2 separate regions of the Mus musculus genome follow, and region 1 is linked to region 2. The links are chromatin contacts, found by Hi-C or POLR2A ChIA-PET in ENCODE. All regions are on one chromosome and are shown on one strand. The core of a region is the stretch at or near the end of the contact, and the rest is flanking DNA. Distances in the headings are between cores, read along the strand shown. Region 1 holds the start of Gsdme (gasdermin E). Region 2 holds the start of Mpp6 (membrane protein, palmitoylated 6 (MAGUK p55 subfamily member 6)).

Region 1 (6,857 bases), core at 2,895-5,394, 150 kb before region 2:
AGCCCTTCTGGGCGGGGTGGAAACCTCTCCTCTGGCAGGGAAGGTGCCCGGATCCACACATGTCTTTTATATTTAAATTTTATATTTAGTATGCTGCACCCTAATATATTTGTGTGTGGGGGGTTTTCCTCTTGTTAATCTGATATAGGGAGTCTAACTAGGAGCTGAGATGGTAGAAGGGATCTTTAGTCTCCCTTACAGCCCAGGGCACTTCCTTAATAAATGCTTGTTAAAGAGATGCTGGATACAGACAACTTGAGTGCTAAACACAGTTACTACTGATAACAATAGGACTGGGGGAGCTTGCATAGCTCTGAGTTGTAGCACTTAGAATGTTTCTATAAACTCAACATCTGCTGGATGACTATTGGTCTTGTTACCAATTTCTTCAGTGCTGATACTTGTTTGTACTCCAACCATTGACAAACCCAGGTATTTTCACTCTGTGTTTAATGAAAACAAGAATTAGATTGAAACATTATGCAGAGTTGTTGTGATTCCCCTAATGGAGAGGAAGAATGTGACTCTTAGTGTTTGCATTCCTCTAAAATTCATATAGTTGAAGACTAATTGGCCATGTGGTAGCATAAGCAGGGAGATGGGGCATGAGAGTGGACCATATCCAAGAGTGGTACTTTCTACCATGTGACAATTTCATGAATTTTCACCATCTCAGAACCAGGAAATATTCTTAACAGGTATGGAATCTGCCAGTCCCTTGATTACAGACTACTATGAAATTAAAAACAAATTTCTGTTGTTTATAAGCCACACAGTCCATAATATATTGTTACAGTAACCTGAAGGGATTAAATTGGCAAAGCTATATTTCAGACCAGACCATTTGCCATCAGCAGCTAAAGGCCTTGGAGGGATTCCAGATAATGTCATATGGAACTGAAAGACTATGAAGCTGCCTGGCCAGAAGTCATAGCCTGCAAAACTGGAAGGTCTAAGAAAATGATGTTTCAAGCTATAAAGTTTGGGAACATCTAGTTATGAAGCCATTGATAATTGGGACATCAGCTTACACTGTGATAGAACAGTAAATACCCAGAGGATAGTAAAGTATTTAGCAAGGTGTGCAACTTGAAACAGTTTATGTGATGAATCTTCTGAGAAGCAAATACTTGTCAACAATAGAAGCATCCCAACTTATCTGTAGTGAGGGTGTTCCCACGCCCCCCTTCCTAATGGAACATACCAATGATGCTCTAAGGTTAGAATCCTATATTTTGTTTTGATTTTTGTACCTGAAATCTTCAAATATTCTACTTAACAATTCAAGAAACACATATGTAATTTAAAAATTAAAATATGGGGCTGGGGAGATGGCTCTGTGATTAAGAGTGTAGCCTACTCTTGCAGAGGGCCAGAGTTCCAGTCCCAGGACCCACATTCTTCTGTATGGTATGCTCTTTGCCCCAGCTAAACTCTTTGCCATTACTTCCCAGGTTGTGTCTCACACCCCTTGGACCCAAAATTGGCTCTGAGGGTTAGATGGGTTTATCTTTCATGTAATACACTCAGAAGCACATCAGGAGATGACAGGACCTGAAGAGTGTCACCTACACATCAGCTGCTGCTGTCTCCCTCTGGCAGTTGGTGAATAGCCACTGCACAGGGTAGAAAGAGTGAAAAGATCTGAAGGAGCCCTTGCTTCAGAAACTCATGGAGTCTCAGTTTCCAGTGATGACCTAGTTAGCCAACTGGAGCCCTCTGGGTGGGGTCTGCTTGAATGATCTGCAATGAAGATGACTCTGCTCAAAAGGTTAATGCCTCAGGTTCCAGGGCAATAAACTCTGATAACAGTTAACTTGACACTTCCTACTTGACTAGGAGGCTAGAACAGAATTCCTGAGTCTGGGTAAGTTATAAAGAACAGATTTTATTTCTTTCAGCTTTGGAGGCTGAGGAGTTCGTGGTCAAGGTGTGTTAGATAACCCTCTTGCTCAGTCATCCCCAGACTGAAGGGAGAAGGGAAGGAACAGCTGGGAAGGAGGGTTGCCAAGCTCCTTTGGTCGGAACCAGTTTCTACGACGACCAACCCACTTCCTTGTCAACAATGTCTCAGAGGGCAGAGCCTTTGTGTAATAGCCCTCTTATCAGTGCCCCTCTCAGCACTGTGATGGACTTGGACTCTGGGGAACAAACCATAGCATCAGCCAAGAAACCGACAAAATAGATCGTAAAACTCTTGACCAGGCTAAAACACTGGTTTTTCTTTTCTGCTGGCCTGGGTCCTGGGGGTATCCAGGCAGCTGGTTGGGTAGGTTTATCCAGAGATGGTTTTCAGCAGAACAGTGCTCCTTTATTGGGGGTAACAAGGGCTGTAGGAACGTTGGGGAGTGGGTAGGGGCTTTCGAGATGGGTGCATATCATTGGCTGGGACTGAGGTACTAGGAATGCCTCATTTGCATGAAGAGGAATTCCAGGAGCTTGCTGGTCATGTCTTTATAGGGAGAGAGGAAGTTAAACCTGTAATTTGACCACCAGGCTACCTCAAGGGTAGTGGAGGTGGGGGTTGTAAGCCCGACGTGTAGCACTGGAACATACAGGCCCTGGGCAAGGAGAAAACAGGAAACTCCTGCTGATCTCAGGATGAGATTCTACAGATTTGGATGCATCTTGACCTCACTCACTCACACGGGCAAAGCAGGGGACCAGACGAACAGCTCTAGCAATTTCTATTTACTCCCTCATCCAATACCCACCTCCTATGCCTTCCTTGTGCACATCAGTTACAAGTGAGGAGCTAGCTGAACAGAACTGGGGCCTTCAGTATAAGCATTGCCTGGACCAGCTTTGAGGATGACCTTAAGCTAACCGGCCAGGTCAAAAGGCGATGGACACCAAAAATCTTCATCCCCTTACATGGCTTAAGTTGCTAGAAAAGAAAGCTTGAACCGGGATAACTTATGAAGTCCACCCCACAATCTCCATCTGCCCCGTCTGAGGAACAAACGCGACAGTTCATTTCTCTAAAAGATTTTTTTTTTATTATATACATGTGTGTGTCAGGGGATAACTGAAGGGTACCCTGTATGAATCAGTTCTTCCACTGTGTGGGCTCTGGGACCCAATCAGATGGTCAGACTTGGCGCCAGGCACCTTTGCATGCTATGCTGGCCATCTCATTTAATCCAAGCATAATTTACTGAGTATCTACTATGCAGTAAGTTTCAAGTTTGGAGCCGGACACTGTCAATAAAGCAGACAAAAGTTACTGTCCTCTGAGACATGAAGATTTAGGGAAGACGTTTGTATTCTACATATAGTAGAGTGGTGGCTGTTGGAGCACAGGAGAATCATAGAGTATGGAAGGAGCTACAGAGGGTAGTAGTGTGGATAGTTAGGAGAGGTTTGACGTGAGGGGACCAAAAGAGACTCCACCCTTTTAGCAGCCTCCCAGGCTCCTCCCCACTGGGGCAGCCACAAAGTGCGGCTACTCTCTGAGTGTGTAAATCCGGGGCTTGGAGGTGGGGGTGCAGAAGGAGAATTCTCTTTTTCTATTTATTGCACGGGAAAGAACATCCTATAAAAATTGACTCAGAGGGTGCAACGTTCTGCTTCAATCCTCTCCCTCAGTTTACCAAGCGCCTGTAGGCTTGATTCTGCCTTCAGAGAGCTTACCTCTCTGATTAAGCTACTCAACACCAAGCTCCAAGCCCCAAACAAGTGCAAGGGTTGCCAAGGCCAAGGTGGGAGTTTCCTGGACACTGCAAAGCCACGCTGACAGCTCACACCCTCTTAGTGCCTGGACAGGCTCTGGAGAACCAGGGGCATAGAGAAGGGGAGGTGGGTGGGATGAGGGAACTGTAGCCAGTAGGCCACAGTCTCGTCCCCATCTTCCTCCTGTGGAGCAGATGGAGAGCCAGAGACTGACCCGGACGGTTGGCAGTTCCGGAAGGAAGACAGGCAGTGTCTGGTTAGAAGTAGTCTCTGGTGCTGCCTGGATCTCCTAGACCAGCTAGCGCCTTTAACTCTGCTGCCAGGTCCCCCAGCTCCCGGGTTCAGCCCCGCCCCCGGCGCCATCCCTTAGCTTGTGGACCGGCTGAGGCATCCAGGGGCAGGACGGAGCAAAGGTCCAGGCCCTCCCTCCTCTTCTCTGTGGGTGTCCGGGAACGCGCGCGTGCGCGTGAAAGAACGGAGCGTGCAGGACGGAGAGGCGGCGCGCGGGTAAGTGGCGGCGGGCGCGAGCTGCGGGTTCCGCTTGGGCTCCTCTTCCCTCCGCCCGCATTGTGTCCTGGCCTGGGGCAAATTGTCGGCTCCCCTTTGCCCCGGAAGATCCCCTTACATCTCCCAGAGGCGGGCGATTGGGGTAGTGATCTCCTTTTTTCTCCCCACCTTCCAGTAGGAGCAGCTGCTCCTTCTTACCCATAGTCTCATTCTCGCCCTGTCTCCATTCCATCCTTGCCCCTTCCACCATGATCACCACCACTCCTGTGGTCCTGGGATGTGGCAAGTGCAGCTGGTGTTCTCTGGCACCCCATCTCACCATGCCTTCACCATATCCCATGCATCCATCCTTTGTCTTCTAATCTCTCTCCTGTGTCGGTGTCAGAAGGATCCAGTGTGTGCATGAGTGCATGTGCAGGAAGATCACAGGCTGGCATGGGTCCTGCCTGACCTGGGGTAACTGACTGAACCTCTTCACTGTGAGGCCTTTTGCCTGGAGTGGCCGTTTGGGGAGGGGTTCTTCCCACTTGCACCCCTCAGGGAAAGACACCAGGCAGCTTCCAGGCTTTGCTGAAGCCTGAACAAAACAGCCAGCCACTCACTGGGAGTCTGAATGGGACTTGGAGAGAGGAGTCAGGGAGGATGCTCCAGGACAGCTGGGCCCAGGTGACAGTCAACCCGTAGGCAGAGTTGGGAGTGGAAGGAAAAGATCTGAGCTGTTGGAGGAACAGAATCTAGATATGCAATAACAATGAATTCTCTTCAACATGCATCACCTAGGAGTGCTTCTTGTAAGAAAGGCTGGACCCCTGATCAGAGAGAGCAGCAACCTAGACTGCCTGCCCACATCCCTGGACTCCAGGATGGCCTGCCTCCTGAGGAAGCTGTATATTGGCCACAGGGTGTTCTTGTTCTTTTTGAACTCTGGAGTCCTTGGAGAGGTCTCCTCTTTATACATAGGAATCTTCTCGTTTCTTTTTGAGATCCAGTCCTGGGAGCCTGGTCTGCCCTTGAACACTCTGATCCTGGGGCTTCTCCCATGGCCAAGTGGTAGGATTACAGGAAAGCTCTGCCAATCCCCATAACTGTGTTTACCTTTGAAAATTAATTAAAACATTTTTTTAAAGATATTATCTGTCTGTGAGGGCCAGCCTGGTCTTGGATTTGTAATTCTCCTGCCTCAACCTCTCTAGCCCTGAGTACCCAGATTACAAGCTGTGCCACCATATCTGTCTCCCTCTGATCGTAACCTCTGTCCCACTCTCCTCTGCTCCTCCTCAAAGCCTTGGCTGCCTGCTTCGGTCTGCCCTGCCAGGCTCAGGCCTATCCTCTGACCACCCTTTGTTCCTTTCACACACTATTGGTGGAAAGATACATTTTCCAAGGCAATGGCTTTGTCTCTACCATAACTGAAATTGGCCTGTCCTGACACACTGTCATTACCAAATGAATCAAATGCATCTAAATTAAAAAAGAAAACATTAACTAGGGGTCAGCAGAGCAGGGTGGTCCGAAGCACCTGCTCTGGAGTCAAGGTGGTCTTTTTGGCTCAGTATGAATTCTGTTGGTGGACATTCAAGGTCCCCAAGTCAAAGCTACTGGGATCTGGACCTGCTGGGTTTTCTTGCTCCTTGCAGCAAGAGGGATGTAGTTTGTCTGTGATTTCAGAGGGAGTTCTTTGCTCTAGACTAGAGGCTGACTTTAAGTGGGGAAAAATTCTGATTGCAACTCTTCACAATTCATTGCTACTCGGAAAGCCTGGCAGAGTTAGGCTGTGGCTGGGGTTGGCCAAGCAGCAGTCAGTCACTAGATAAACTGGGAGGATGGTGGTATTGGCCCCTTCATGGCTTGGAGAGCATTAGTGCTTGATTTCTGGTTGATCACGGTGACAGAGTGGTCTTGTTTTTTGCCGTGGTTTGTGACCACAGGGCCCTTACTTCATGTGGATGTCCTGTGTCCCTGTTCATGTTCAGTAGGGGAATTCGAGTTCAGCTCGAAGCAACACCAGGCTGGCCTCTGATGTGTCTGTTTCTCAAGGTCTTGGGAAAATTACTTAATGTGTTTCAACTTCAGTTTTCACATCTGCAGTATGATGAAAATGTTTGCTTCAGGGAGTTGTTCTGGAGAATAAATGAGGAAATACATAAAGCATCCTGCCCATCACCTGGCAGAGAGCAGGAACCCAGCATGTGTTGGCCCTGCTCTTTATGTGGTGTGTTTGGCGTTTGATGGGCGCTCCCCTAGAATCCGGGGCTGGCTGTGGCAAGGCCAGAGCTCTGAAGAAGAAGTCTATCCTACCTCTGGGAAGCAGAGACAGGAGGTTATGGAGTTCGGGGCAGGCCTCAAACTGTCAATAAAAAAAGAAAAATGAAGAGGAGGAGAAGGAGGAGGAATCTTAAGTAGGAAGGGAGAAAGAATAGGCTGCCTCAAAACTCAGAGTCCAACGTGTCAGTGAGCGGACCAGACCCACCCAAGTGCGAGTGATGGCGGTCTCTCATTCAGTCATCACCCTAGCCTTTCCCTTTAAGATTCCCTGTTCTCAGAAGCCAGCAGCCCCAGGCATTCTCTGCTAACTCTGGGTGCTGCCTTGCTTTCTTCCTTTTCAAGGAGTCTGCCCCTGTCTGTCCTTAACCACATCCACACAGTCTGCTTATGGTGGAGTCTGCTTTGTCTGGGAA
Region 2 (6,268 bases), core at 1,963-4,462:
TTTAACAGAAGACCACCTTTTCTCTGCACAAACATGAACACAGATTTAACTAAAAGAGGTGCTTTGCTATCTCTTCCTCTAAAAGTTTTTAAAAGGAGCCTAATCTGCTCTAAAAAGGTTTGGAGTTAGTATATTTCATACAAGAGTGATGATCTCCCCAGACCCTTCAACACAACTACCATCTGTGTACATCAAGCCTGCACTGCTCCTAAGATTAATGCCAGTAAAATCAGCTCTCTGGAAGCACTCATGAATCCAAGATTTCATGGTTAGTTAGCCCATGGAACTAGCAGTAGCCCAAAAAGTACACTGTTACTAAGTCTATGAGGAGAGGTATTTGGTGAGTGGAGTGGAGTGTGAGTTAGAGGAGAAGGCATCACACACACTGAGCTCCAGACTCGGTTCTCAATGCAGCCTCCTTAGCAGCCGCTCCAGCAGTTTGGCAAAGCGCCCAGGACGATTAGCAGCCAGAGCACGCAGAGCAGGGATCTGTTGAGATGAACTGCAAAGGCTCCCCCAAGTGGTCACAAATAAATGACAGCCACGTCTGGGCTAATCACTGCCCTGGCTTTGACTCCAACCAAAAATACTCTAGGTAAAGCTGGTGCCTATAATTAGACAAAAATGTAATCAAATACTAGTACCCCACACGAGAGTAGCGAGAGCATCATGATTTCAGATCCCATGTTTATGAACACAGCACTATTTTGGAAGGAAAAAAACTAACAGTAAAACAAAACTACAATAATTTTTCTCGATAGATTTTTCTGGGGATGACAGTTATCTCAAATAGATGAGTACTTTTCAAATCTGCTTGACCATCCCTAAATATCAGCATATCCTTTGTAACTACATTTACTTGAAGATCAGTTCTGATACAAATTTAGTTACATATCAAAAGAAATACATGGAAAATGAGAATTTATCAGCTTTACTACATACCCAACTTACAATTTACAAAAGTTCCCTTCTCACTAGTAATCCGCATTGACTGTACATGACATAAACAATACAATCAGGTCTTCCTACCTTTCTCTGTATTAATTTTATTAGTGTTTTAACTGTCTGACTAGCTTGAGCTCTGTATTGTTTGCAACTCACTCTCTCAGAAATGATTTGCGGATGTCACCCACTTCTGATAAAGCTCAGATGTCCAAAATGTGCAAAGCATTTAATTAAAACATCTGTTGTCTTCTGATAATCTTCCATTATTCAGAGGTAAAGCTCATATAGGTATGGTATATAGTCAAACAAGCAACACAATTTTAAAACATTATAAAACAGGTACCCAGGGTCTTGTGACTGTCTTTTTTGTTTTCAATCTCAAATTTAAAGGGAAAGGAGAGAAGCAGCCTGGGTAGCCTTCTGACACAATTTCAGCTTCAGGGGGAAAAAAAAAATGAGCTTAGGAAAAAAAGCAAATTGCTCCCTCAAATATTTTTTTTAAAAAAATTATAAAATCCAACAGTTTTCCTGAAGAGGAGAAAAAAGGATTGTCTTGTACAGAGCTATCAAACTTAACTCTAACAGCTTGATATTTTTACCTCAAAACTTTGTGTGTGTGTGTGTTTCAATATTCCAAGGTGGAAATGAGATTCACTGCAATAATTACAAGACACACACACACACACACACACACACACACACACCATAAGCCCGCGCTCCTACATAGCCTGTAGTCTCCATAGGACAAAATAGAGCAACTCAAAGTGTAACCATTTTTGCATTATGTAACCCTAATTTGGAATAAAAGAAACATGAGCCTTATAGAGCAATGTATGTATTTAAACAATAATTTAATAATTTAAATATATGAAAGCTTTAAGAAACAAATGACCTCAAAATGAAACAACCCCCAAAGTTATTTGTTTACAGAGCAATAAGGCCTCTAACCACAAAACTACAATCAGGCCTAGTAGTTTATCATAACTACACAGCCAAAGGCTGGTGCATTGTTTGACCAGTGTACCAAAATTTACCCTTAACCAAGGCTGAGATAGTTTTAGTACACATGAGACGTATGTAAGTTTCCAAAAAAGAAATAATGACCTGAAACACCACATGGGAAGAAATGGCTGCTAACTCATATTCCAAGTGAAGACCAATTTAACGCACCCCGAATGCTGTCAGCTATATGACAAGGAACCCCATTCAGGAGGGCTAAAGTAAAATTCCAAGAATTCCCAGAGGCGTAGGAAAAGAGTAAAAGCATGGCTAGCCTGACCTTAACCGGCTGCTTTTTGAGTAATGCGGAGAATTTTCTGAGCCTTGCCTACAGCCTTGAGTCTCTTCCTCACCCTTCTCCCCACCTACACAAATACTCACCCCAGAAAAGGGGAGCTTAATGAATGTTTTCTCGAGCTGCGATCCCAGGAACTGGTACCTTGAGAATAAACTCCCAATAAAGTGTTAAAAAAAAAAAAAAAGAGTCCCCCCAGCAAGAAAAATAACCAAAGACACCCCAACCAATCCACAAGCTGTCACCGCGCTGTCCGATCTTGCATCTACTCCCCTCCGGCCTGCCGTCCGGCCAAAATAGAAGTGGGGGAAGAGAAGGCAGGCACCTTTCTGCTTTCAGGCAAATGTGTCCAGCTCGGAGAGCACGCGCTGAGCGGCGACCGCCCCCGCAGAGGCGTGTGCTCGCCCACCGCCACTTTAGCCAAACAACTGGAACCTCGTGGCTCGGAAGTGGCAGCAGGAGTTGCAGCAAGCCTCCTCCCCGGGATCTCTGAGCCCCCAAAGGTGTCAGTCCCAGCGCCAGCCCGCTCGCTCGCCCGCCCGGGTCCACGCCGAGGCGCCCGCGCCGCAGAGGGAGGCGGCCGGCCCCGCCCGGAAGGGGCGGCCCGCGGGGGACGCGTGGGGCGAGGGGCGCGCGAGGGACACGCCACGGCTCCCGCGCCCAGGTGGCAGGGGCGGGGCCCGCGTGGCGCCGCCGGGCTTGGGGCTCCGGGGCCGGCCGTTACCGCACCGCGTGGGGCCGCCACTCACCGGCTCGCACCTCGGCCGCCTCCGCGCCGCCGCTCCACTCATCAGTCGCGGGCGCCGCGCAGCCCCATCTACCGACTCAGGGGCTCGCGGTCGGGCGGGCGACTTCCGCCGTCCCCGCCGGCCTCGCCCTTCGCCCGGCTCCGGGCGCTGCCGCTGCCCGCCGGCCCGCGCGGCCAGCCTCTCTCAGCCGCTCCGCTCCCGCCGTCGCCGCCGGGGCGCGCTCCTCCCGGCCTCGCGCGTGCGCCGGACGCGGCGAGCGCGCGGACTCGTGCGCGCGGAGATTCCCCCCCTCCCCCGCCAACCCCCGCCCAGCCCGGCCCCGCCCCTCGGTTGTGGCCTGGCCGCCAGGTGCTACCACCAGAGGGCCCTGCGGGCGGGTCCCTTAGGGTCGCCCTGGCCCAGCGCGCGTCCTCCACGTTCTGTGGGAGAGGAGCGGGAACCGGCCGAGAGCGGCTTATAGCACAAAGGAGACGCGAGAGTCCTGGAGCCCGCGCCCGCCACTCTTCTTACAGCCCTGACTCGGAGGTGGACTTGAAGGGGGACTGAATTTTCTCCCAAAGGCCCAACCCGAGGCTATGGTTCACACCCGACAAATGAAAGGACACTAGCTTCTTTCATAGTGCCAGGGCTCGGGCGGGATCGTGGAGCGGGCTTAGCCAGACCCTCCCAAACATCTGGCTTTCCCAGACCTGGGAGGAGGAGGACGGAGTACCGTGCCTCCAGCCGCGACCCTGCGCGGAGTGGGATGATTGCTGATGGGTGCCCTCTCAGAAAGTGTCCTTTTGACAGGCGTGTAGCTTTAATTTTTTTTTTTTTTTTAAGCTAAAAGGAATTGAGCATTGCAATGTAGCAAACGCTTCTGGCTAGAACTACAGTAGCAGTGCGAGAGCTTCCAGTCCTTTCTGAGATCTCTCTGCAAGCCCTCAGACCTGTGCTGTGGGCTCTCGCAGATGCTGTCATAGTCTCCCTAAAATTGAAGCAAGTAGTGTTCTTTCAGTGGAGCAACACGTCTCCTCAGTAGCTGTAGAAAGTGCAAGTGGAACTTCTCCTGTGACCATCTATCTGGTGGCTTCCACTGCGTAGCCTCTCCTAGCTTCTGAGCACCTTGCACAGCCCCTGCACAGACTGACGACAAGATTCAGAGATGGGCTTCTGAGATGTAATGCACTGCCTACTTTGTGGATGTAGCTGGCACGGAAGGGAAAAGGGGCGGGGGTGGGGGACGACTCTGATTCTGTGTCTTAAGAGGGCCCCAGTGAGTTTTGTCTTTAGCGTCAACCAAGCATCAAAGATTAATTTGCTCTGCCATGAGGATCATTAATTTTGCAAACCAACATGTAGGGGGACTTTGTAGAGCGTTAATTTAGAACCCTTTTTCCTGGAACAGCAAACCTGAGAAAAGGAAATTGGAAGCAATTAAGAAAAGTGGAATGTGCCGAGGAGCACGGAGTAACTTTGGGTAGGTATTGTGGTCCCCTATAGCCAAGTTCACCTTGTGAAATGAGACCGAGTGGGCTCGGTGCCCAAAGGTGAGAAGTAAGACATAGGCAGAGAGTATCATGGTTTGACCTCTCACGGTGGTGTGGACTCTTCGGGGTTTTCTTACTTTTCTGGATACTCAGTGGCTCCTTCCTACAGCACTCTACCCCAGACCTGTAAACCTTTAGAAGGTTGCCCTTTCAATTCCCACTTCACCACAGACTTTTCTAGCCAGTATTGTAGCTGCTCTGTAGAGGGGCAGGAAGTGACTGCCATTTCTGGATATGCTGCTCCCTATATTGTACCTTTATTCTCTCAAAGGTCCAGTGGAAACAGTGTACTAGCCTGTCACACTCTACTCCGTCCCTACAAACAGGAGGAAATTGGCTGAAGGAGGTTTGAGGAGGAAGTAGAGAATCTCTGTCAAATCACAGCAAGCAGACCTCTAGGACCAGCCCTTGCCAACACTCTTGTCCCCGTGCATCTGAACGTTATAGAGGCTGATCACTGTCCCGAACTCATCCTGAAGATCAGAAAAATGATTTTGCTTCAATGGCTGTCTTCAGTCACTTCTTCTCTAGGAGTTTTTGCCAGTGAAGTTTTCTGTCAGTGTCTGTTTTATCAAACACTCCTGTACCGGTTATACCATGAAGCAGTACTTCTTATTATAAATAATAGCCCACCTTGAGACATTCTGCCCTTCTTCTAAACTGTAAAAGTGGGACATGCCAGAGTCCATTGGAAATGATCTGACTTGAACATGGAAACCCCTGCCCTTGCTTGCCAGCTCATCTTTCTGAGAGAATGTCATTCCTGAAACACCACCTATCCATTCCCGCACCTGTTACAAAGCTTCATTCCAGGGAAGGAGACAGTTAGGGTTGAAAATGACATTGCATCTTTCTCTTCAGTGTTGTTGATGGCCTGACTTTCCTCTTCCTTCTCTTCAGTGTTGTTGATGGCCTGACTTTCCTCTTCCTTCAAGGTTAATCTCAACTCTAAAGTCTAAATGGATCGTAATTTCACTATATCCTAGCTGTAACTCAACCAAAAAAAAATCAGAATTAAAAAAAATCCCAACATTTATCAGTTAGCTTTTATTTTCCTCCCTCAAATATAAATATGCTGAGATTGGAAAGACAGCTCAGTGATTAAGAGCAATTCTTGCTGCTATTTCATGGGACCTGAGTTGGATTCCCAGCACCCACATGGCAGCTCACAATCGTCTGTAACTCCAGTTCCAGGTGAGTTGACACACTTTTCTGGTCTCTGAGAGCACCCAGAATGCATGTGATGCTCCTACATAAAATGTAGATAAAATACCCATAAAGTACACAAAAATAAAATAAGAATATTTAAGTGTATTAGTAAAACTTTATATGATGGTGTGTCTCCTTTGACCAAATGTGCTCTTACAGAAACAGAGGAATTTTTCTAATAGCAAGAGCCCCCAAATGTTAAAAAAATAAAATAAAAATAAAAATCACATCCTATGTGCTCATTTTCCAAGTGATCCATCATAAGAGCTACTGTGTTCTTAGAGGATAGCTTTGTGAAAAATTGCAACTGACAAGCATCGCCCAGCCTGAGCAAGGCTCCCTCCAGAATAGTTTCCTTTCAGTCTTTTATCTCTGTACACAAGGCTATGCTGGTCTCCCCAGTTTCCGCCATCTTGCTAACCTTTCTAATTCTGGCCTGTTCTATACCTGCTTACAGTTTGCCCTACACTCAGAGAAACTTATGCCATTTTTGGCTATCAGAATCACCCTAAGAACTTAACAACAAAGAGAAGACCAAACAC

Evidence for each region. A loop is a pair of places that touch in the nucleus more often than their neighbours do. ChIA-PET counts read pairs that join two places held with the same protein, here RNA polymerase II (POLR2A).
Region 1: a loop to region 2 is called in a map of left cerebral cortex, with 2.3 times the contacts of the local background. The contact joins the promoter of Gsdme here to the promoter of Mpp6 in region 2. A Hi-C loop is called at or near these places in 1 of 37 maps with a recorded cell type or tissue (left cerebral cortex). POLR2A ChIA-PET finds 5 or more read pairs at or near these places in 2 of 5 experiments (Patski and embryonic stem cell).

Annotation. Positions count from the first base shown.
Region 1 is chr6:50,259,056-50,265,912 of GRCm38, reverse strand. It overlaps Gsdme (gasdermin E), which reads left to right and starts at 4,144. Exons shown (of 10, transcript NM_018769.4): 1 at 4,144-4,179.
Region 2 is chr6:50,107,185-50,113,452 of GRCm38, reverse strand. It overlaps Mpp6 (membrane protein, palmitoylated 6 (MAGUK p55 subfamily member 6)), which reads right to left and starts at 3,212. Exons shown (of 13, transcript NM_019939.2): 1 at 2,989-3,212. Gm38805 (a long non-coding RNA gene) reads left to right here and starts at 3,296. Exons shown (of 3, transcript XR_869061.1): 1 at 3,296-3,513; 2 at 4,376-4,447; 3 at 4,789-5,798.